Regions from separate parts of the Homo sapiens genome. Here region 1 is linked to region 2. A link is an interaction called in ENCODE POLR2A ChIA-PET data of the cell type or tissue named here. Cell type or tissue: HepG2. All regions are shown on one strand. Links, peaks and the distances in the headings refer to the core of each region. The heading gives the core; the rest is flanking DNA.

Region 1 (11,172 bases), core at 3,317-8,316, 70 kb after region 2:
ACTTGCAACCCAAAAGACAGCCCTCACCAGAACCTGACCAGGCTGGCACACTAATCTCAGAATTCTAGCCTCCAGAACTGTAAAAAAAAAATAAATTTCTGTTGTTTATAAGACACCCAGTTGATGATACTTTGTTACAGCAGCCTGAACTAAGACAATCACCAAACCAACTTTTTATTCTTCCCAGACACAAATAGGACTATAGCCCCAGCTTCCCTTTCACTATATGGGGCCATGTGACCAAGCTCTGGCCAATAGAAGGTGAGCAGACTTCTATGAGTTTTCTCCTTTGCCAAAGCACAGACACCAGGAAGCTGGTCGTGACAACAAGGTGATAAGAGTGGAGTCACAAGAACACTGCTTGAATGAATGAGAAGAATCTGCCCATCAAGAATACTCACTTTAGGCTTTGATTGAGTGAGAAATAAACTTCTCAGTTAAGTCAACAAGATTTCAGATTTTATATGTTATGGCAGTTAACATCACCAAAACTAACATGTAGAATCTAATAAGGATATCTAAAGCTCTGGAAATGTATTTCCTGGAATGGTACAACTTTATTCCTTTCTTGTTGATTTTAGATTTTATAACATAATTGTATATCTCAGATGTTATTACCATATCTTCCATTAAATATCATGTTTGTAGATAATTGTCCTAGCTGCAAAATATATAGATGCTTATAAATTTTGTTTTAGCAATTTTAAGTAGCAATATATATTGTCAGTACATCCTAAACTGAAAGGGCAGAGATCTGGATTCTAGTTCCAGGTACTCTAGGTTCCTGTCACAGTTCTACTGTATATGAAACTTAAACCTGGTAACATCTTGGTTCCACCATTTATTTGTCAAATATGGTAACTGAATTAAATAAGGCTGGAGACTCTAAAAAGTAAAATTTTATAAGAAAATTTTTATGTTTCTTTTCTGGGGGTGGGTGGGGGACAGAGTTTCACTCTGTTGCCTGCCCAGGCTGGAATGCAGTGATATAATCATGACTCAACTGCAGCATGGAACTGACAGGCTTAAGTGATCCTCCCACCTCAGCATCCCAAGTAGCTGGGACCACAGATGTGAGCCACCACACCCAGCCAAGAAAATTAATATATTTCTACCCAGTACTTTTTGCATATACTACAGATTGGTCATTCCTTCATTATTAACATAGAAAATATTTTGAGGAGAAAAGTAGCAACCTCATAATAACCCTTTTTCTTTGAGAATTATCCTAAAAGTTCTGCCAACATGAAATAAATGTCTAGTAGGTTATAAGCTCCTTGAGGAAACCATGTATTGTTCATCTTTGTGTTTCTAGCACCTAACTCCTGATTTTTGCTGAATAAATAAATTCCTATTGAGAAGTTAAAAAAAAACATTATTTCACTATAGTTTTAAATTACTGAAGAAGTGTTCTTATCCAATCACCAAAGGCACAAAAAAGTCAGGTCAATGGCCCTAGATCCAGTTTTCAAATACTACTACAAATGAAATTGTTTCATTCCTAGAAAGTTCTCTCATGAATTTCTGGGTGAGCTGTGTGAGATAAAAGTGGAGATAATCCACTCCATTTTAATACGTTTTACTTATTGTGATTCCTCTATAATTTCTTCTATCTTTTAAAAAGGGTTCAACAGGTGAAATGGGGAACTGCTTTAGCATAACCAATATTGCTGTTAGGAAATCATCAAACTATAACAGCAGTGAGCTGAAACCACTGAAATGTAGGATGCAGCTATGGACATTATTCCAAAAAGCATAATGATTTTCTGAAGCAGAACCACCTAAAAATTTGGGATTCAAAACTGCTAATTGATCTTTCAAATCATTCAGAAGGTCATTTTGACCATTCATTGCATCCCTGAGATGAAAAGACTACTAGGAATAAGCATCACCTCAAAACCTACATAATTATTTCCTTAGCAAAATTTAATAATGAGAGTCAAGACAGGAATTAAAAAAAAAAAAAAAACCCAAGAACATCTGTCAGTCTAAATTTCCTAACCCACTTTTTCCTGTGAGGAAAATATGTCCTCTAAAACTTCGTCATTGGCAGCTCCAAATGTAGGCTGTGAAGGAATGCTTATCTAACTATTGGCTTAGTGCTGTATCTAAGTGGAAAGAAAGCTTAACCAACAGGAACATTCATCCTGTTTGAGGGAAGCAAACATAGCTTAGAAAGTTAGTCAATCCAATCAATAAGAAATATATCTGATACTTTCCATTTTAAAAATTGAAAATTTGCAAAGAATTTTTATTAATATACTGATAATTGTTGCAATATGTAATATTTATACGACTATGGCACATGGAAGTTTACTAAATATGTTTTCACATACAATGCCACATTCGTTTATCACAGTAAACCTATCGGTATTTTTAATACTCAAGTAATAGATGGATCAGCATTGAAGCTCCAATGGGAGCTTCAATGGGAGCTTAAACAAATGTAAGGTCCAAAAGCCTTCATAACATTAGGATCAAACAGTGAAGATTTTCTTTGCTTCAAAAGTTTTGTCCATTACTGGGAATATGTTTTAGAAGTAAAGAGTCCTAACCCTAGCGTGATGAGCTACAGTCATAATAATAGTGTACATGTACAGCACATTACAAATTACACATTACAATGTTCTTTTGACAAGCACTTTCTCATTGTGATGTGGATATTCACCAATCTAGTAAAATACCAGAACATATATCATTATTTTCATTTTAAAGACATAGAGACTGAGGCTTAGAAAACGTTTCATGGCCTGAGCGTGGTCCCGTTGACTCTAAGATTAATTCACCAAAATGTTCTGCTTCTTGAAATCAGATATTAGAGGAACACAGTTATAGTTAAGTTGGAATCACTGATTGTCTTGAAATTAAATGAAAGCTCCTCTTCTACCAGTGTCTAGCTCCACAAAAGGAGGGACTTAAAGAAATGTAGGGCATTTAACTCCTTGGTGGTGTGCTTTTTCTGTGGGAAGAGGGACATTTGTTTCATTCGTTTTGTTCTGCTTTTTTAAAAACATGCTCAAGGTAGACAGCAACTCTTTTGAAAACACAAAGTAAGAATTATTAAATTCTTGGGCAAGCTGAAGAAATCAAATCAGTCCTATATATAACACAGGAAAAACGTTGGAGGGAAGAGCAAATTTTTCCAAAAACAAAATTCACCAAAAAAAAAAAAACCCACTGGAAAATGTAATTCAATCAAAAAATTATATTTTCTTCAATTTGGATTTATGTCTTTGCTTCAGTAGGTAGTGTTAATAGTCTCCAAATGCCAGTGTGTATTCATGAACACTTAGCAAGTTCATGATGTGATACATTCCTTTTTGGATACATCTTTCGTCAAATCCATCTGTCTATGGCAGATATGCATAGTTTTACAGAACCTTATCTGCAAAAGAACTTCCACAGTTAGACAAAAATGGTTTTAGAAAATTGAGAGGAGTGGATAGAAGAAAGATCAACTATTGCTGTTTGGGAGATTTTTTTTGCTTTCCCCACCATGCCTTGCCCCCAGCCCACTGTCCACTGGGCACCTGGCACCTCTAGACTCCATTTCTTAAAGCTCTGTTCTTTCACAAGTAAGAGATATGACTCTGGCATCTCAGGAAGAACTGAAGTGATGGAAGTCCCAGAGGAAAGTACCGATGCAAGACGTAAATACTCCTAGTATACACCCACCAGAATTTCCTTGAGCCTTGGTTTTAAACATCCTCTGAATTATATAGGCAGCTGATTAATGTTTGATAATTAAGCATTTTTATGTGATTCATCTCAATAAGAGCCCAAGCAAGGTAATGTAAACAATGAAGGCATAAAAAGGTGGAAGGAGATGTGAATACTACACCAAGTGGGCCACATGGACCTAAGGAAAAAGAGGAGCTGAGTTGAAGTCAGGAGCTGATTCAGATAAAGCAGCTTCAACTCTACTACTTCTTACTCTTAGATGGGCTCCAGACCACCTTGAGGGATGGGATTATATTTATTTTATAGATGCACTCCTTTCTCCCACTAATACAGTCAGTTAGGAATGTATAGCTAAGAATGAGCCAACCATTACTATTCGTGTCTATGGCTACAGAAACTCAATAAATCAACTCACTATTCTGGGTCAATAAATGAACTCATTATACTGTTTCTTCATGAAGTAAATGTGTTTCTAAAGGAATGTATTAAAATTACATTTTTAAAAATCTATGTATTTTGCATATATTTGATTGATACAGAAAAGGAGTCTACGTTGGCTACTTTTCTTTCTTTCTACAAACTTCATTCATTGGTGTGATCTGAAAGGGGATAATATTTCAGAAAGCAAAAATATTTTTAACAACAAAACTTTGTATTTCCAGTGTGATCTAAACACAAAATTATGCAAAACACAACTAATATTTCTCTCCTACTGGCTAAATCATGCCAGTTGTTTAGGTGCAATCAAAAATAAGCCACTAATGTTATTTTTATAGGAATTGGCAAGTAATTGCCAACTATAGCTATTAAAAGTTTATATTTGCCACAGGAGCCTGTGATTTTAAATACTGTTCAAATGATTTATGCTTGAGAGTTATACATAGCACAAATACATACATTTGTATCTACAGGTCTAAAGAGGAAAAATTAGACAAAAAGCAACTTGAAAAGGAACCCCTTTATTTTTAATGACCTACCTTTGTGCTGTATTGAGAAAAAGTATAAAAATTATTTGGGAGGAAGAAAAATATTTCTAAGCACTAATTTCATAGGCAAAAGCCCTATTATTTTTTATGATAGGCTAGGGGAAATCAATAATGATTTAAAAGCAAACAGTAAACTGCTCACATTTACCAGTCTATACTCAGTATTAATTCTACCCTGCAGTGTATGCTATAGAAGGTAATGAAATGCTGATGTTTTCTGGTTTTCCACTTCAATCTGCTCCAGCTTTATCCTAAACCTTGTCAGCAACAGAAGTTACCCCCCAGCAATCATACAAACCTAATAACGGCTTCCCTGGCTTAATTTGATCTGCTCCAATCACAAATTCCAATCCACATACTTTCTTCTGTTATGGTTGTGTCTGTATGTGTTTAATGTACTTTTTATAAGGCTTTTTTACAACAAGCGCATGGTTTTTCATTCAGCCCTCTACCACATAAACAGAACCACTGAAGAGCATTTTTGTTCATATAAAAATGTTTTAGTTATTCATAGTGTATGTCTTCAATTGGCTGCAGATTACAGTGAACAAAAGTATTGCTGCCATCATTTTACATTTCTCCTGTTACTGTGCCCTATCTGCTGTGTACCCCTGTCCCCAAAGCATTTATTATAATATTTGCTGCTTGCTCTCAGTTTTGGACTGAGATGCTTGGGGGTGGGAAAACTTAAAACTTGCCTGACTCAAGTGCTCTCTAAGCTTTGATCCCAGCATCCTGCTTTAACCTGCTCCTGTTGGACCTCTGCCACTTTACTGACCCCATAAAACAAACAGAGCTAGCAAATGCATCAAACAGCCTCCTTCAAAATGCAGCTTGACTGTGATTCATGGCACAAAGCTGGAATAACCCTGCCAGTTCTTAGAAGCTTTAAGATTCATCGTCTTGAACTTGATACACATAGTATAGCACCTTAAAAACGAATCATCTGCTAGTTCAGTATTTTCTACTTACAATCACTCCCTCCCAGGGCATGTAATTAATTTACTGAGCTTAAAAAAAAAATATCAGGATTACTCACACAGTCTTGAAGATGCAATGTCAGCTATTTAGGACAGAAACATCCAAGGCCGTGTCAGAACTCAATTACGACTACATATGCATTAAGGCAGGAACTGGCAGGCCTCAGGGTACGCCAACTATAGGACTCGTGCTTCTCGTACGCTGGGCTATAATCTATGAAACTGAGCTCCAGAGCCAGCCAATCACTTAGCTCCTCATAACAAGTCTAACTGGCTCTGGAAAGCTGAAAGGGCTGCACTGGAACAACACAGATGAGATATTCTACACATTAATCTACTTATCTGGAATCACTTTGCCTCTAAAGGCCAGAGAAAAATCACAGCTTCCTTGTCGGAGGGGAAAAGGACAGGTGATCTGGGGAAAACGCAGCTACACCTGGAGCAAGGTCTCTTCCCGGCTTGGCAATCTCAGCTGTGCCGGCGCTACGGGACCCGAGCCGTCCCAGAAACCAAAGGGCAGGCACGGCAGCAAACGCCTGAGGTAATTTTCATCTTTCTTTTTATTTTTAGTAGAATAATGCAGACTGAAAGTGATAAGCATAAAGTCGCTGAGGCAACTAGATATGCTTCGATTTTATTTTACATTTTCCTATTCTAATCGTGTGCAGGATCATTTGTTATGAAGTCTGAGGAGGGGGAGAATTAATGTACCTGAAATAAACTTGAAACTAAAACGATCATTTGTGGAGGAAAATACAGGATTTTCCAGAACAGTTTCAGAGCTACCTTTGCAGATGGGTAGGCTTTTCACCCACCCACAGAAAGAAGAGTCAACGGGGCTGAGACAGGACAGGGATGGGTTTCAGGAGCACAATTAAAAGTTTTTCGTATCTTAAAGAAAATATCTATGTTCAGAGAGAAAATTGAGAAGATAAGTTACTGCCCAGTTCCTCTGGTCTTTGACACTTAGACCACATAAGAATGTTCCATGGTAGAAGGGTTGGGACAGAGAATCTTAGGAATCCTAAGAGAGAATCAATACTGCTCCCCTACCCCAGGTTTTTCTTGTTTTCTTTACAATAGTATCCTTATTTCCCATTACATTTTAGTGTTAGTCATACCAATTACTTGTTACACCATACTTCTACATTTGCAGTTATTAAAGGATCTGCAGAAAACATTTTAAAGTCAAAATGATTATAGAGGCAACTAAAATAAGAAAGCAAAAAAATATGTGAAACTGACATACACATAACCAGAACACCACACCCCTTAGATACTTAATGTACTTAACCCAATGACAAATCCTTCCAAATCCTTAGCAAATTGTCTGTTTCTTTAATACATTTTGTAGCAAGTGTAACATTAGCAACGAAGAAAAACTTTGGCAATAAACTTGTACATAACTAAATCAATCCTTATGCTTTCATAGTGACGATAGAATATACATAATATTTTATTTGTTTTGTTGGACTTATAAAATCCTAAGGCAAGAAGCTGAGAAGAAAATTTTGCTTTATTTAGTGGTGACATATAAACAGTAACAGAAGAGACATTTATGCACTTTTTTTGGCTGTAGATAATTGACTGAATTCAACTTGAGATTTGACACCAGAAAGAAAAACGTTGCAATAGACAGAAAACAGAAAAAGTAATCCATTGGCAATTTCCCCCCAGGGTTTGTTCTTTGAATTGTCCAATCTGTGACTAGCCAGGGAAGAATATTTCTGCTCTGTTTAAATAGTTTTTATTTAATTAAACCTTTGTTTATTTGACAGTGCTGCTGCCTTCGGTGACTATATGAGAATGGAAACTTCTAAGGAAGCCAGGTTGTTAGAATTGTTACCCCCTTTACTCAGAGATAACATAGATTATCCAGGCTGAGATGGAAAACAAGCCCTTTATTGAATTTTCAACACAGACTCCCTGCTTCTCATCTCCTTAATAAAATTTCATTAAAATCCCCTTGAACTCCCATGTTCAAATCTCCATTTGTTGACAGACAAAGCCAACAATACTCTAAACTGAGGCCTGCAAGTCATTTCATTTGTATTTTTGTCCAGAAATTTCCCATAGGAAGACTTCACCTCCTACAACTCCGAAGAAAACCCTTACTGTCCAAGACCGTCACCAGCAACCATCCGCAGTCATTCAAGTGGAAGCTTTCACAGCTTTTGTACATTCTCTGTGTCAATATACAACTGAGTTACAGACTGTCCCCTGGCTCCCTGACCCTTACAAACACTAAAAGTTTTGTTTGACTCAACTTCAAGCTGCTCATCTGTTAGTAAGTGATGTTCACTCCAGAACACATTCATGATGAGAACTTTCTAAAAGACCAGCACTGCTCTTCCCCTCCTATAATCATAATAATCATGATAACCTGAAACATGTTACTGGGACTCGACATTTTTCTGGGGATTGAAATCTTTAGTCCTTGGAGCTGTCACATAGCAGGGGCAACCTCACACTGAAACAAAGGAAGTGATGTCCCATTATTATCCACCCTGAGCCACCATAATATGCTGTTTACATTTATTTTCTTCAGCCTGTGCAAAACAAAGCAATGGAAAAGGAAACTAAAAAATATACATACTAGTACCATTATCTTCTTTTGCCTAAAATTACTAATGCACCACGTCAGTCTGCTTCCTTCAGGCATCATTCTCAATTCATCAGGACTTGTATTAGCAGGTTCTGGCTAGAGAGACTATCTCCTGTCATCACGATCAATTAATGTTTTCTGGTGATCACATCAGGCCCTATCTAAGAAGCTCATGGTATACAAGGGTCACCCAAATAGCTGAGTGCAGTCCTTGCTCATATTTCCTTCATCTTAACCCCGCAAACAAGAATTAAGATGATCCCAATAAAAGAAAAATTGCTCAGGAAACTGAACCTTTTTCTGAACCAAGCACTGTCAGCAAATCTCAGGTATTAGAGCAACTATGGTTGATTGAAAAGTGTCTCAAAATCTGGGCCAAGAATGATTGCTAGGTCCATAAGCTAATTTGTCTGGCCTTGCCATTTACGTAAGCCAAAGAAAGTCACTCATGAGTAAACTATAGAAAACGTTCAGACCCATCCTGTTAGTATGTCAAATCAACTAAGACTGGCAGGGTATTAACTCCATTCCAGGTGACATGGATAAAGAGCCCCATTATTTTCACAGTGCCAGCCTCTACCTAAGGAAACCCTAGACCTTGGAACCAGTTTCCTGGTAGGGAACTGCTGACAGTTTCAATGCTGACAGTTGGAGCCAATGCCTCATAGTGTAAACTGAAAGAAAAATAGTTGCTTTTTAAAATGTCAGCAAGAAGGCCTGCCTCATCTTAACAAAGCAAAAAAAAATGCTTTAATTCAAATTAAAAATCATGATACTAGAGATGGGAGTCTGTGGTCACTATAAAGATAAAGTTCATGTTCTTGGTTCAGATAACAAAACACTTTATCTGGATAAATGGACCTCAAAATTTGCTCTTGGCACATGGGGGAAATTTTTTGTTGTATTTTGTTGTTGTTGTTGTTCTTGTTGTTATTGTTTAAATTAATCTTCCTAAGGCCATGAATATGAAATCATATTAATAATGCATGTGACAAAATTCTAAAATATATTACACTTAAAATTAGCATAAACCATCAACTTTTAGTACTCATATATTGCAGTCAAAACTCTTCTAGGTAATGAGACCTGAACAGAAGGATCCATTTATCTGTGGTCTTGCTCTTTGTCTAAGTTTCTCGAAAGCATTAGGACAATGACATATACAAAAACTGGCAATTACATTTAATAAGAAAAATGTGGGGAGTGCATTCTTAATATTTGATGCTAAAACCATATCTTTGCTTTAAACATGTAAAGCAGTATAACATGGTGGTTGGTAGAAACTCTGGAGTCAGGCCACCTGGGTTCACATCCCAGCTCTGACTCTTAATTGTTAGACCCTGAGCAAGCTACTTAACAGCATTATGCCTCAGTTTCCTCCTATATAAAAGGGTGCCACACACAGTAACTACCTCCTAGGCTGGTGTGAAGATTAAATGGGCAAATACATGCTTAGAACTGAGCCTATTATATGGTGACTGCTCATTAAAAGAAAATTGTCGGGAGGGATAGCATTGGGAGATATACCTAATGCTAGATGACGCGTTAGTGGGTGCAGCGCACCAGCATGGCACATGTATACATATGTAACTAACCTGCACAATGTGCACATGTACCCTAAAACTTAAAGTATAATTAAAAAAAAAAAAAAAAGAAAATTGTCAGCTAGAAATGGTGGCTCGCCCCTTTAGTAATCCCAGCCCTTTAGAAGGCCAAGGATCACTTGAATCCAGGAGTTTGAGACCACCCTGAGCAACACAGCAAGACCCCATCTCTGCAAAAAAGAGAAACAAATAAATAAATAGCTGGGCATGGTAGCACACACCTGTAGTCCCAGCTACTTGGGAGGCCAAGGTGGGAGGATCACTTAAGTCCAGGAGTTGGAGGCTGCAGTGAGCTATGGTTGTGCTATTGCACTCCAGCCTCAGTGACAGAGTGAGATCCTGTCTCAAAGAAAAAATTGAAAAAACATAAATAAATAGAAATAAAATTGTTTTTATTAGGATTAAGCTCACTGCAATAAATATACACAATATTGAAAATGAAGGTGAATTCCATGGAATACTATGCAGCCATAAAAAAGGATGAGATCATGTCCTTTGCAGGGAGATGGATGAAGCTGGAAACCATCATTCTCAGCAAACTATCACAAGGACAGAAAACCAAACACCGCATGTTCTCACTCATAGGTGGGAACTGAACAATGAGAACACTTGGACACAGGGCAGGGAACATCACACACGAGGGCCTGTCAGTGGGTAGGGGGCTGAGGGAGGGATAGCATTAGGAGAAATACCTAATATAAATGACGAGTTGATGGGTGCAGCAAACCAACATGGCACATGTATGCCTATGTAACAAATCTGCACATTGTGCACATGTACCCTAGTACTTAAAGTATAAAAAAAAAAGATTAAAAAAAAGAAGAAAAGAAAAAAAAAATGAAGGTGAATTAATGAACTGCCAGATGTGGTGAAATGTGTCTACTAACATCACATATTGCATTTCAACTAATATTTGTAAGTAAGATTTTGCCTTAAGGCCTCTAAGATAACAGCACAGTGAAGTGTGTTGGTCACTATTAATCATCAGTTTTTTGCCTGGTTCTCAATTGACACTTTTAACCCTGCCCTGTATTTTGCTGTGTCATGCAAGGACACTAACCCAGGACATGACACACAAGGGGTAACAGTAGTAGACATGATTCATATGATAGTTGGTACAAAGTTTAGACTAGTTTAAACATTCCTGCATGAGGGAAAAAAAATAATGGAAGTCATTAATCTTCAGTCATGGTAACCTAACCAAAAACGATTTGAAGGAGGAGAAAAAAGAGGGTTACCGATCATGAACAGCTATGCTGATTATCCAAAATACATGAACCATGTCTGGAATTCATGCTGAATTCTCAGCTTAAATA
Region 2 (11,172 bases), core at 2,652-7,651:
AGTTATTTACTAAATCATTTTGTTAAGTTTTTCTGTTAATTTTATGTCAATTATTTTGGTTATTTAAAAATATGTAACCACTGTAAGGTAATAACAGCCAGCTGATTGTTTTTTATTTGCCAAAGCCTATAGCATTATTTCCTATAACCCTTACAACAAATCCTTAAGGTAGGTTTTAATCAAATACTTTTTATAGATAAGGAAACTAAGGCTAGGCTAGAGGTGGAGTCATTTGCTAATGACTAGGTGAATATTAAGTCATAATACCAGGATTTAGATCCACTTCAGTCTGATTCTAAAATGATGACTTTAACTACAACATTATATAGTTGAAGTCATGGAATATATGTATAATTCATTTAACTAAGCTATTTAATAAATGCAAGCTCCTTCATCCCCTCACTAGCTGAGCTCACAAGCACATAACGTTCATGCTATCAACAGTTTTATTTATCCCAGGACATACTTCCTAGATTATATTCCTACTGACTACTGTAGCTTACTTTCATTACATCATTCACTCAAAAACCCTCAGGATTTTTAGAGAGCAATATACTTTATAACATTACCTCATCAAACCTATAGGCAGAAAAAGGTATATTGTCAGGTCTGTTTTCATTTAAATCCACTTTTTTTCCAATCTGAAGGAGAAGCATCCCTTGCATGCATATTGCTCTATGTTTTACATTGGTCCCAAAGGTACTCACACACAATAGACTTCCAGAGCCTTTCATTTTCTGAAGATGAGAGGAGGAAGGAGGAAGGAGAAGGAGGAAGAAACGAAAGGAGAAATAGATGGGAAGACTACACAGACTCAGGAACGCAGTGGTGCACACTTGGTAAAAGGGCATAAGGTACTTTTAATATTTTGCACTAAGCCTTGTCATTCCTTCCACCTTCATAAAACCAGATTCTAAAAGGGCCAAAGCCTATCCTTATAAATTCAGAATGCCATGGATGTAAGAGAATTTGGGAGTGGTTTGTTTTAATTTTGAATTTCTTTTTTCGTTTATTTTTTTTTTTTTTGGAAAAACAGCTTAGAAACTTCAATCTGGTGAAAGTATCATTGACTTACATTGGGTTGTTTCAGCCCTGCATCAGATCCCAAAGTAACAAATAATCTTAATGTAACTACTATTTCCATCCAACCAGTTATAAGCATCTCCTAACCCAAAGAACACTTCCAGATTTTTCTTGCTGCTTTATCAGAGTTCAGGTTCACTTTGTCAAACTTTTTACAGTTCTAAAATAGAAAACAGAACCGATGCCCTATGTCTTACAATTAATTGCATGCACTTCTGTTTGTTCCACCAAGTTTCTCGACAGATACAATTTCTCCCCTTTCGAAGGTAAGCAGAAGGGGTCATGTATTCCTTAGTACATGCTGTGATAACAGTCCTTGTCTGTCATACACAGTAGGGCCGATGCTAAGACGAATCTCCTCAAATAAACAAACCAAAGCTTCTGTGCACTAGCAGTCCTTGGTTTTGTACTTTATACCAATTATATACCATTTCTGCCATATTATCCATACATTGTTTTTATATTCTTTAGGTAGTTTTTATGTGTTAATCTGCCTCCCTAGAGAATGCAAATAATAGTCATAAAAACAAAAATTGATATTATTGAGTATTTTTATGGGTCATAAAACTCTATTAAGATTTTTTATCTTAACTGTTTTTGATCACACTATTAAGATATGCATTGCCCATCCAGAGATAAAGCTACTTAAAAATAAAATCAAATTAAAAAGTTAAATATACATACACACACAAAGACAGGCAACTATAATTTGGACCTATTATAAAAATTCTCCCTGGCATCATTCCAAGGGACATATATAAGTTAAAGATCAGCAAAGTATTGCTTTCAAGGAGAAAGAAAAGACAGAATATGCAACCTACTTCTGTTGGTACACACAAGGCTACAAAGCAGTTTGCTGGTTAACACTCCAGGTATCTGGAGTAAACCAATCCTAGCTATTTTCTGAACTCTTTCTTTTAAGTGTTATAAATATGGTAATAAGGAATAACCAAGAAACAAAGTTGTGCCTCTTATGTAAACCTACTTGTAATGGAATTACATTAAATCTGGGAGTCATTCCACATGACAGCCTTCACTTACCTATCTAAGGTCATAACATCCCCAAACCAAGAAGCACCTACCCGGACAAATTCAAAGTGCCTCTTCGTCTCTGGTATACGTTTTAAAATCTCTCCTTGGTTAAGACACAGGAAGAAGGGAAATGAAATTTGAGTCTTAGGGTAATCATTTGCCATTGGGCAGACCCACATCAAGCTAGATGCCAGTACCTTGTCACATGGTAGGAATGCCTAAGTGGTTGCACTCAACCTGGGTGAGACAACTGGAAGTCCAAACCTTTAAAGTGCCACTGAAAGGGAGCAATCAATGGTACTCATTAATGTGCATGGGTTCCCTTCTTTCAGCACCTATTTCCTAGACCCTCTGCATCTGATCAGGCTATGAGACAAGTTCTAGCCAATAGAATGTGAATGTAAGTCATATGTACCCCATCCAGACCTGGTTCCTAAAACCTCCAAACCACCTATTAAGAGGTGACAGCATGCTGACAGCCCTCACAGCCCTTGCTGGCTCTCAGCGCCTCCTTGGCCTTGGCGCCCACTCTGGCCGTGCTTGAGGAGCCCTTCAGCCCTCCCCTGCACTGTGGGAGCCCCTTTCTCGGCTGGCCAAGGCCGGAGCCGGCGCCCTCAGCTTGCGGGGAGGTGTGGAGGGAGAGGTGCAGGCGGGAACCGGGGCTGCGCGGCAGGCACTTGAAGGCCAGTGCGAGTTCCGGTGGGCGTGGGCTTGGTGGGCCCGCACTGGGAGCGGCAGGCCGGCCCCGCCACCCCGGGCAGTGAGGGGCTTAGCACCTGGGCCAGCAGCTGCTGCACTCAATTTCTCACCAGGCCTTAGTTGCCTCCCCACGGGGCAGGGCTCGGGACCTGCAGTGCGGCCACGCCTGAGTCTCCCCACACCCCCACCATGGGCTCCTGTGCAGCCCGAGCCTCCCTGACAAGCGCTGCCCCCTGCTCCAGGGCGCCCAGTCCCATCCACTGCCAAAGGGCTGAGGAGTGCAGGCGTAGGGCGCGGGACTGGCAGGAATCTCCACCTGCCGCCCGGTGCGGGACCCACTGGGTGAAGCCATCTGGGCTCCTGAGTCTGGTGGGGACTTGGAGAATCTTTATGTCTAGCTAAGGGATTGTAAATGCACCAATCAGCACTCTGTATGTAGCTCAAGGTTTGTAAACACACCAATCAGCACCCTGTGTCTATCTCAGGGTTTGTGAATGCACCAATCAGCACTCTGTATCTAGCCCAAGGTTTGTAAATGCACCAATCAGCACTCTGTGTCTAGCTCAGGGTTTGTAAATACACCAATCGACACTCTGTATCTAGCTAATCTAGTGTGGACATGGAGAACTTTTGTGTCTAGCTCAAGGATTGTAAATGCACCAATCAGCACACTGTCAAAACAGACCAATCAGCTCTCTGTAAAACAGACCAATCAGCTCTCTGTAAAATGGACCAATCAGCAGGATGTGGGTGGGGCCAGATAAGAGAATAAAAGCAGGCTGCCTGAGCCACCAGTGGCAACCTGCTGGGGTCCCCTTCCACACTGTAGAAGCTTTGTTTTTTCACTCTTTGCAATAAATCTTGCTGCTGCTCACTCTTTGGGTCCACACTGTCTTTATGAGCTGTAACACTCACTGCAAAGGTCTGCAGCTTCACTCCGGAAGCCAGCGAGACCACAAACCCACTGGGAGGAACGAACAACTCCAGACACCCTGACTTAAGAGCTGTAACACTCACCGCGAAGGTCTGCAGCTTCACTCCTGAGCCAGCAAGACCACGAACCCACCAGAAGGAGGAAACTCCGAACACATCCGAACATCAGAAGGAACAAACTCTGGACACACTGCCTTTAAGAACTGTAACACTCACCATGAGCGTCCGCGGCTTCATTCTTGAAGTCAGTGAGACCAAGAGCCCACCAATTCTGGACACACTATCATACACTCTTCCTTCAGAGAAATTAATATCCAAGACTCTGGGGCTTTAGAGGATAATGAACTAGGTAAAAACAGCTTGGGAATCTGAATAACTTTGTGGAACATGCTGTGTCCCACTTTACCCCCAATCCACATTGTAATGTGATACGAACAAGAAATAAATATGTAATATATAAAGCCATTGAGATGTAGGGATTGGCCTGTTAAAGTCTTCATGCTACCATGACTAATCACACTGTGCGATTCCATCTACAAATGGCCTACATGGTTATTAATTAATCAAACATCCAATTTACCTGAAGTAGATGTCCAGACTCATTTGTACTGCCAGAACAGCCAGAACATGAAGTAGTCATGGTAATAGCCACAATGGTGTTTGGGCAACCAGATTTTAAAAACTGATTGACAGCAATTGAAAAGACCACATAAAGCAAGTGTGCCCAGAGAACAGCCTCTCTCAATTCTGGGGCGGATTCTCCCCACAGATTTATCTTGTTTAATCTGTGAGATGAGTACAATTGTATCACGGATGAGAGAACTGAGATTTAGTGTACCTCACCCAAGATCATCCAGCCTACATCTGTCTGCTTGAGTTCAGATCCTACACTCACAACCATTGCACTCCTGGAGGGCAAAAACCAGACTTCTGCATATCTTTGTTCTGTTTTTTGTTTCCCTCACACAGTTCTAAGCCTAGAGCTTAGTAGTGCCAGTAGTACCAGTTAATACATTCTCCAAAGAAGCTAACACACTTGTTTCTCAGAGGAAAAATCAACTACATTCGCAACATCTTTTCAAGCCATTCAGTTACAGTGTTTTATAATAAGTTGGAACAATAGGCCAGGAAGGGTATTTGACAGGAGGACATAGAAGAGTCAAAGGCAGGTGGCAACAGGAATCTCAACATGGGAGGATGGGGCTTGGGGGCTTAGAGCTTTAGAATATAAAGAAGAATTTTTTTTAGAAAGCAGTTACCAAGAAGAAGAAAAAAAACTCTTCTGAATGGGCTCTTTTGAGTGTTGATTCCACAAGTATAGTACAACATCGTGTTGGGACCACACAGTTTAAAGTACTAACAGATTTAGAGAAAGACAAACACATGAGAAATGTCCTTGTCTATAATGTTTAAATGGTCAGGGTTTAAAGGGAATGCAAGAGAGAGGGAAAAAAAAAACACTCTAAGCTAACATTAAAGATAAACACTTCCAAATTTCATAACAATGAGTTCACAATTCACTTTTCAGTATACTGCAGACAAGAACCTGAAAAAGAGACTCCTGAATTACCTAGTGACAATTTAATGTTCCAGGAAGTGGAGAAGATTCCATCAGAGTCACTGTTTCCACAGGAAAACATTGATTCGGAATGTTCATTGAGTAGCTAAGTCTTGTCACAAATATCTTTAGCTCCTCAAATTCAGAAGAGCAAGTGAGGTAAAGGGAAAAAAAACAAGAAAGAAAGAAAAGCTAGAAAGCTCACAGGACATGATTCCATACAGAATTAATAAAGTTAGACTGTGCATTTGAAAGACACGAGTTCAAATTGGGAACAGGCTAGCATATGTTATATCCCTATTTTTAAAGCACAAAAAGGGGAGAATAATTTGAAAATCAGACTGACTAAAATGGAAATAAAATTGCACTTTTAAAATGGATATTATCAGCTGATTCGTGCCCTGGAATATTAGGAAAATCAACCACAGCAACCACAGTAATAATAATAACTCTAATTTATATAAATCGCTGCTGCTTATCTTATTTGTTTTTTTGTTTTGTTTTTTATCCTTCTATAGACTATTTTCCTTTATTTTCTGTGTGACTCTTTTTGTCTTTTTTTGTACTTTAAATTTTTTTATTTTTAATTGTTCTGGGTACATAGTAGGTATAATATATTTATGGGGTACATGAGATGTTTACACAGAGACATGCAATGTGAAATAATCACATCATAGAGAATGGAGTATCCATTCCCTCAAGCATTTATCACTTGTGTTACAAACAATCCAGTTACACTCTCGGTTATTTTTAATTGTAGAAATAAGTTACTAACTCTAGTCACCCTGTTGTGCTATCAAATAGTAGGTCTTATTCATTCTTTCTATTTTTTCCTCATTAACCATCCCCCTCCCCCTTAGCCCCCTTATTTGTTATAACAAGAAACTTGTAAGTTAATCAGGGAAAGATTATTAAAAGATTAAGATAAACATAAGAATAAAAAATAGAAGCCAATTTTGTAGATGTACCATGGAGAAAATGGATACTGCAGGTAAAACAAAAAAGTCAGCATTCCTCCCATACATTTTTAACGAGGCTACAGCCACTAACACAGCTGCTGGAGGGAAATTTGGCAACATTTAACTAAGTAACAAATGTGCATACATTTTCAGGTAGCAATTGCACTTTTATGAATGTATCCTACAGATATACTGGCATATACCAAATGGTTTACCCAAAGTAGTTCATGAAGCATTGTTTATAATAACCAAAAAGTATGAGTAAAAATAGGAATCTGGTGAGATAATTCATGGTATTTCATAAAACTGAGTATCATGTAGCCCAAAAAAGAATGTAGAAATTCTTTATATATTAATATGTATAGCCTCCAAGATATGTCATTAAGTAGAAAAAAGACAAAACACAAAAAAATATAAAGTATGCACATCATGCTATCATTTATGTGAGGAAAATAAGAAGAGGGAGAGGATTTCATATATATCTAAAATATGTCTGAAAGGGAACAAAAAGAACTGGTAATATCTATCACCTCTGAGGAGAAGAATTAGGCTACTAGATTAGAAGAGAGATTTTTTGCTACATATTCTTCTATAGCCTTTGAATTTTATTCATGTGAATCAATAAATACATTCCCTGATCAAAAATAAAATGATTAGAATTACAAATTTTTTAAGATAGGCAGAATGCATTGTAAACTAGAAACAATTGCAAATCAAATTGATACCTATATATTTCTGCTTCCAGCTATGATAGAGTAACTAGTAACAGATTATCTGTCTCACAGAAAATACTTACAAAACTAAGTAAAATATATGAGGCAACCGTTTTCAAACAGTGGCTAACAAGCCAATCCAGAACTGAAATCCCTCTGCCCACGAATGTCCACCTCTGTGAATAAGGATATTTTCCTAAACATGACAAAAAGAGCTGGAGTCTGAGGCAGCTGGCATGGCTGGCATCTATAAAGCAGAGTCTTAGAGAGTAAAGACTTTAACACAGAGAAGTCTCAGAAGTTTTGCAGAGATTTGTCCCAGACATGGGACAAATCTGTGACTGAGATCACCACCATACATTTGCAGAGTGAGAATACTGGAGGCTTAACAGAGAGAAAATGTTATCAGGTTGAGAGAACAGAAATAGTGGAGGTCAAGTAATGCTGGAAGAAGAATAGTACTAGACATCATTGCAGTTCAGGTCCTATGGGTTTGAGAGAGCTCATAAATAAATACTACTTTGACACCCCTGGGATCTACCTGAGAAACAGAAAGTTGGTACCTCTCTACAAGTAAAGACTATGTCCTAAAGTAAGTCCTATGACTCCAGTAAAGTCTAAAACAAAGCCTATCATCAAGAAAAACATCCTCTATCAACACTGAATACTGCCAGGTTGAATAGGTTGGGAAAGCACCTGGGATTTCTCAAAGATTTGGACTAACAAAGCCTAAAACCATGCTTAAACATGTTCAACGTGATCAGCCAATTGAACAGCATGCTAAGATAACAAGCAAAATTCTTCAGAAGAAAATAACACAATCCAGAGGCATGATAACACATTGTCCAAAATGTCCAGTATGCAATAAAAAATCACCAGATAAAGAAATAAGATCTCCATTCCAAGATGGCCAAATAGGAACAACTCCAGTCTGCACCTCCCAGCGTCATCGATGCAGAAGATGGGTGATTTCTGCATTTCCAACTGAGGTACTTGGTTCATCTCATTGGGACTGATTGGACAGTGGGTGCAGCCCATGGAGCGGGAGCCAGCGCAGGGTGGGGCATCGCCTCACCTGGGAAGTGCAAGGGGTTGGGGGATTTCCCTTTTCTAGCAAAGGGAAGCCATGACAAACAGGACACTCCCGCCCAAATACTGCGCTTTTCCCACTGTCTTAGCAACCAGCAGACCAGGAGATTCTCTCCTGTGCCTGGCTTAGCAGGTCCCACACCCATGGAGACTTGCTCATTGCTAGCAGAGCAATCTGAGATTGACCTGCGAGGCAGCAGCCTGGTGGGGGGAGGGGTGTTCACCATTGCTGAGGCTTAAGTAGGTAAACAAAGTGGCCAGGAAGCTGGAACTGGGCAGAGCCCACCACAGCTCAGCAAAGCCTACTGCCTCTATAGACTCCACCTCTGTGGGCAGGGCATAGCTGAACAAAAGGCAGCAGAAGCTTCTGCAGACTTAAACATCCCTGTCTGACAGCTCTGAAGAGAGCAGTGGTTCTCCCAGCATGGCGTTTGAGCTTTGAGAACGGACAGACTGCCTCCTCAAGTGGGTCCCTGACCCCCACATAGCTTAACTGGGAGACACCTCCCAGTAGGGGCTGACAGACATCTCACACAGGCAGGTGCCCCTCTAGCACGAAGCTTATGGAGGAAGGATCAGGCAGCAATATTTGCTGTTCTGCAGCCTCCACTGGTGATACCCAGGCAAATAGGATCTGGAGTGGACCTCCAGCAAAATCCAACAGACCTGCAGCTGAGGGACCTGACTGTTAGGAGGAAAACTAACAAACAGAAAGGAATAGCATCAACATCAACAAAAAGGACATCCACACCAAAACCCCATCTGTAGGTCACCAACATGAAAGACCAAAGGTTGATAAAACCAAAAAGATGGAGAGAAACCAGTGCAGAAAATTTAAAAATTCTAAAAACCAGAGTGCCTCTTCTCTTCCAAAGGATCACAGCTCCTCACGAGCTATGGAACAAAGCTGGACGGAGAATGACTTTGACAAGTTGACAGAAGTAGGCTTCAGAAGGATGGTAATAACAAACTTCTCCAAGCTAAAGGGGCATGTTCTAACCCATTGAAGGAAGCTGAAAATCTTTAAAAAATGTTGGACGAATGGCAAATTAGAATAAACAGTGTAGAGAAGACTTTAAATGACCTGATGGAGCTGAAAACCACGGCACGAGAACTTCGTGATGCATGCACAAGCTTCAATAGCCTGTTAGATCAAGTCGAAGAAAGGATATCACTGACTGAAGATCAAATGAATGAAATAAAGCAAGAAGACAAGTTTAGAGAAAAAAGAGTAAAAAGAAACAAACAAAGCCTCCAAGAAATATGGGACTATGTGAAAAGACCAAATCTACGTCTGATTGATGTACCTGAAAGTGACGGGGAGAATGGAACCAAGTTGGAAAACACTCTGGAGGATATTATCCACAAGAACTTCCCCAAACTAGCAAGGCAGGCCAACATTCAAATTCAGGAAATACAGAGAACATCACAAAGATACTCCTCAAGAAGAGCAACCCCAAGACACATAATTTTCAGATTCACCAAGGTTGAAATGAAGGAAAAAATGTTAAGGGCAGCCAGAGAGAAAGGTCGGGTTGTCCACAAAGGGAAGCCCATCAGACAAACAGCAGCTCTCTCAGCAGAAACCTTATAAGACAGAAAAGAGTGGGGGCCAATATTCGACATTCTTAAAGAAAAAAATTTTCAACCCAGAATTTCATATCCAGCCAAACTAAGCTTTGTAAGTGAAGGAGAAATAAAATCCTTTACAGACAAGCAAATGCTGAGAGATTTTGTCACCACAAGGCCTGCCCTAAAAGAGCTCCTGAGGGAAGCACTAAACATGGAAAGGAACAACTGGTACCAGCCACTGCAAAAACATGCCAAATTGTAAAGACCATCGACACCATGAAGAAACTGCATCAACTAATGGGCAAAATAACCAGCTAACATCATAATGACAGGATCAAATTCACACATAACAATATTAACCTTAAATGTAAATGGGCTAAATGCTCCAATTAAAAGACACAGACTGGCAAATTGGATAAAGAGTCAAGACTCATCAGTGTGCTGTATTCAGGAGACCCATCTCACATGCAGAGAAACATATAGGTTCAAAATAAAGGGATGTAAGAAGATCTACCAAGCAAATGGAAAGCAAAAAGAAGCAGGGGTTGCAATCCTGGTCTCTGACAAAACAGACTTTAAGCCAACAAAGATCAGAAGAGACAAAGAAAGGCATTACATAATGGTAAAGAGATAATTCAACAAGAAGATCTAACTAACCTAAATATATATGTACCCAATACAGGAGCATCCAGATTCATAAAGCAAGTCCTTAGAGACCTAAAAAGAGACTTAGATTCCCACATAATAATAATGGGACACTTTAACACCCCATTGTCAATATTAGACCGATCAACCAGAGAGAAGGTTAACAAGGAAATCCAGGACTTGAACTCAGCTCCGCAACAAGCGGGCCTAATAGACATCTACAGAACTCTCCACCCCAAATCTACAGAATATACATTCTTCTCAGGACCACATCACACTTATTCTAAAATTGACCACATAATTGGAAGTAAAGCACTACTCAGCAAATGTAAAAGAACAGAAATTACAAAAAACTGTCTCTCAGACCACAATGCAATCAAATTAGAACTCAGGATTAAGAAACTCACTCAAAACTGCTCAACTAAATGGAAACTGAACAACCTACTCCTGAATGACTACTGGGTACATAATGAAATGAAGGCAAAAATAAAGATGTTCTTTGAAACCAACGAGAACAAAGACACAACATACCAGAATCTCTGGGACACATTTAAAGCACTGTGTAGAGGGAAATTTATAGCACTAAATGCACACAAGAGAAAGCAGGAAAGATCTAAAATCGACACCTTAACATCACAATTAAAAGAACTAGAGAAGCAAGAGCAAACAAATTCAAAAGCTAGCAGAAGACAAGAAATAACTAAGATCAGAGGAGAACTGAAGGAGATAGAGACACACAAAAAACCCTTCAAAAAATCAATGAATCCAGAAGTTGGTTTTTTGAAAAGATCAAAAAAATAGACTGCTAGCAAGACTAATAAAAAAGAGAGAAGAATCAAATAGATGCAATAAAAAATGATAAAGGTGATATCACCACTGATCCACAGAA

What was found. Peaks named below come from ENCODE experiments on the same cell type or tissue, not always from the same donor. Only the 100,000 strongest peaks of a DNase experiment are listed, where the experiment ranks them.
Region 1: POLR2A ChIA-PET joins it to region 2 with 12 read pairs; 2 of 35 experiments call an interaction of 5 or more read pairs at or near these places.

The regions. Positions count from the first base shown.
Region 1 is chr5:60,482,236-60,493,407 of GRCh38, forward strand. It overlaps PART1 (prostate androgen-regulated transcript 1), which reads left to right and starts at 5,478. Exons shown (of 4, transcript NR_024617.1): 1 at 5,478-6,188. It also overlaps a transcript of PDE4D not described here. In HepG2, for the core only: no CTCF peak of the experiment used is centred there; DNase peaks (open chromatin) are centred at 5,436, 5,866 and 7,846; H3K4me3 peaks cover 4,202 bases.
Region 2 is chr5:60,412,704-60,423,875 of GRCh38, forward strand. It overlaps a transcript of PDE4D not described here. Among named protein-coding and RNA genes, the nearest start is that of PART1, 69 kb to the right of the region's middle. RefSeq lists enhancers at 2,178-2,836, 3,836-3,945. In HepG2, for the core only: no CTCF peak of the experiment used is centred there; a DNase peak (open chromatin) is centred at 5,198.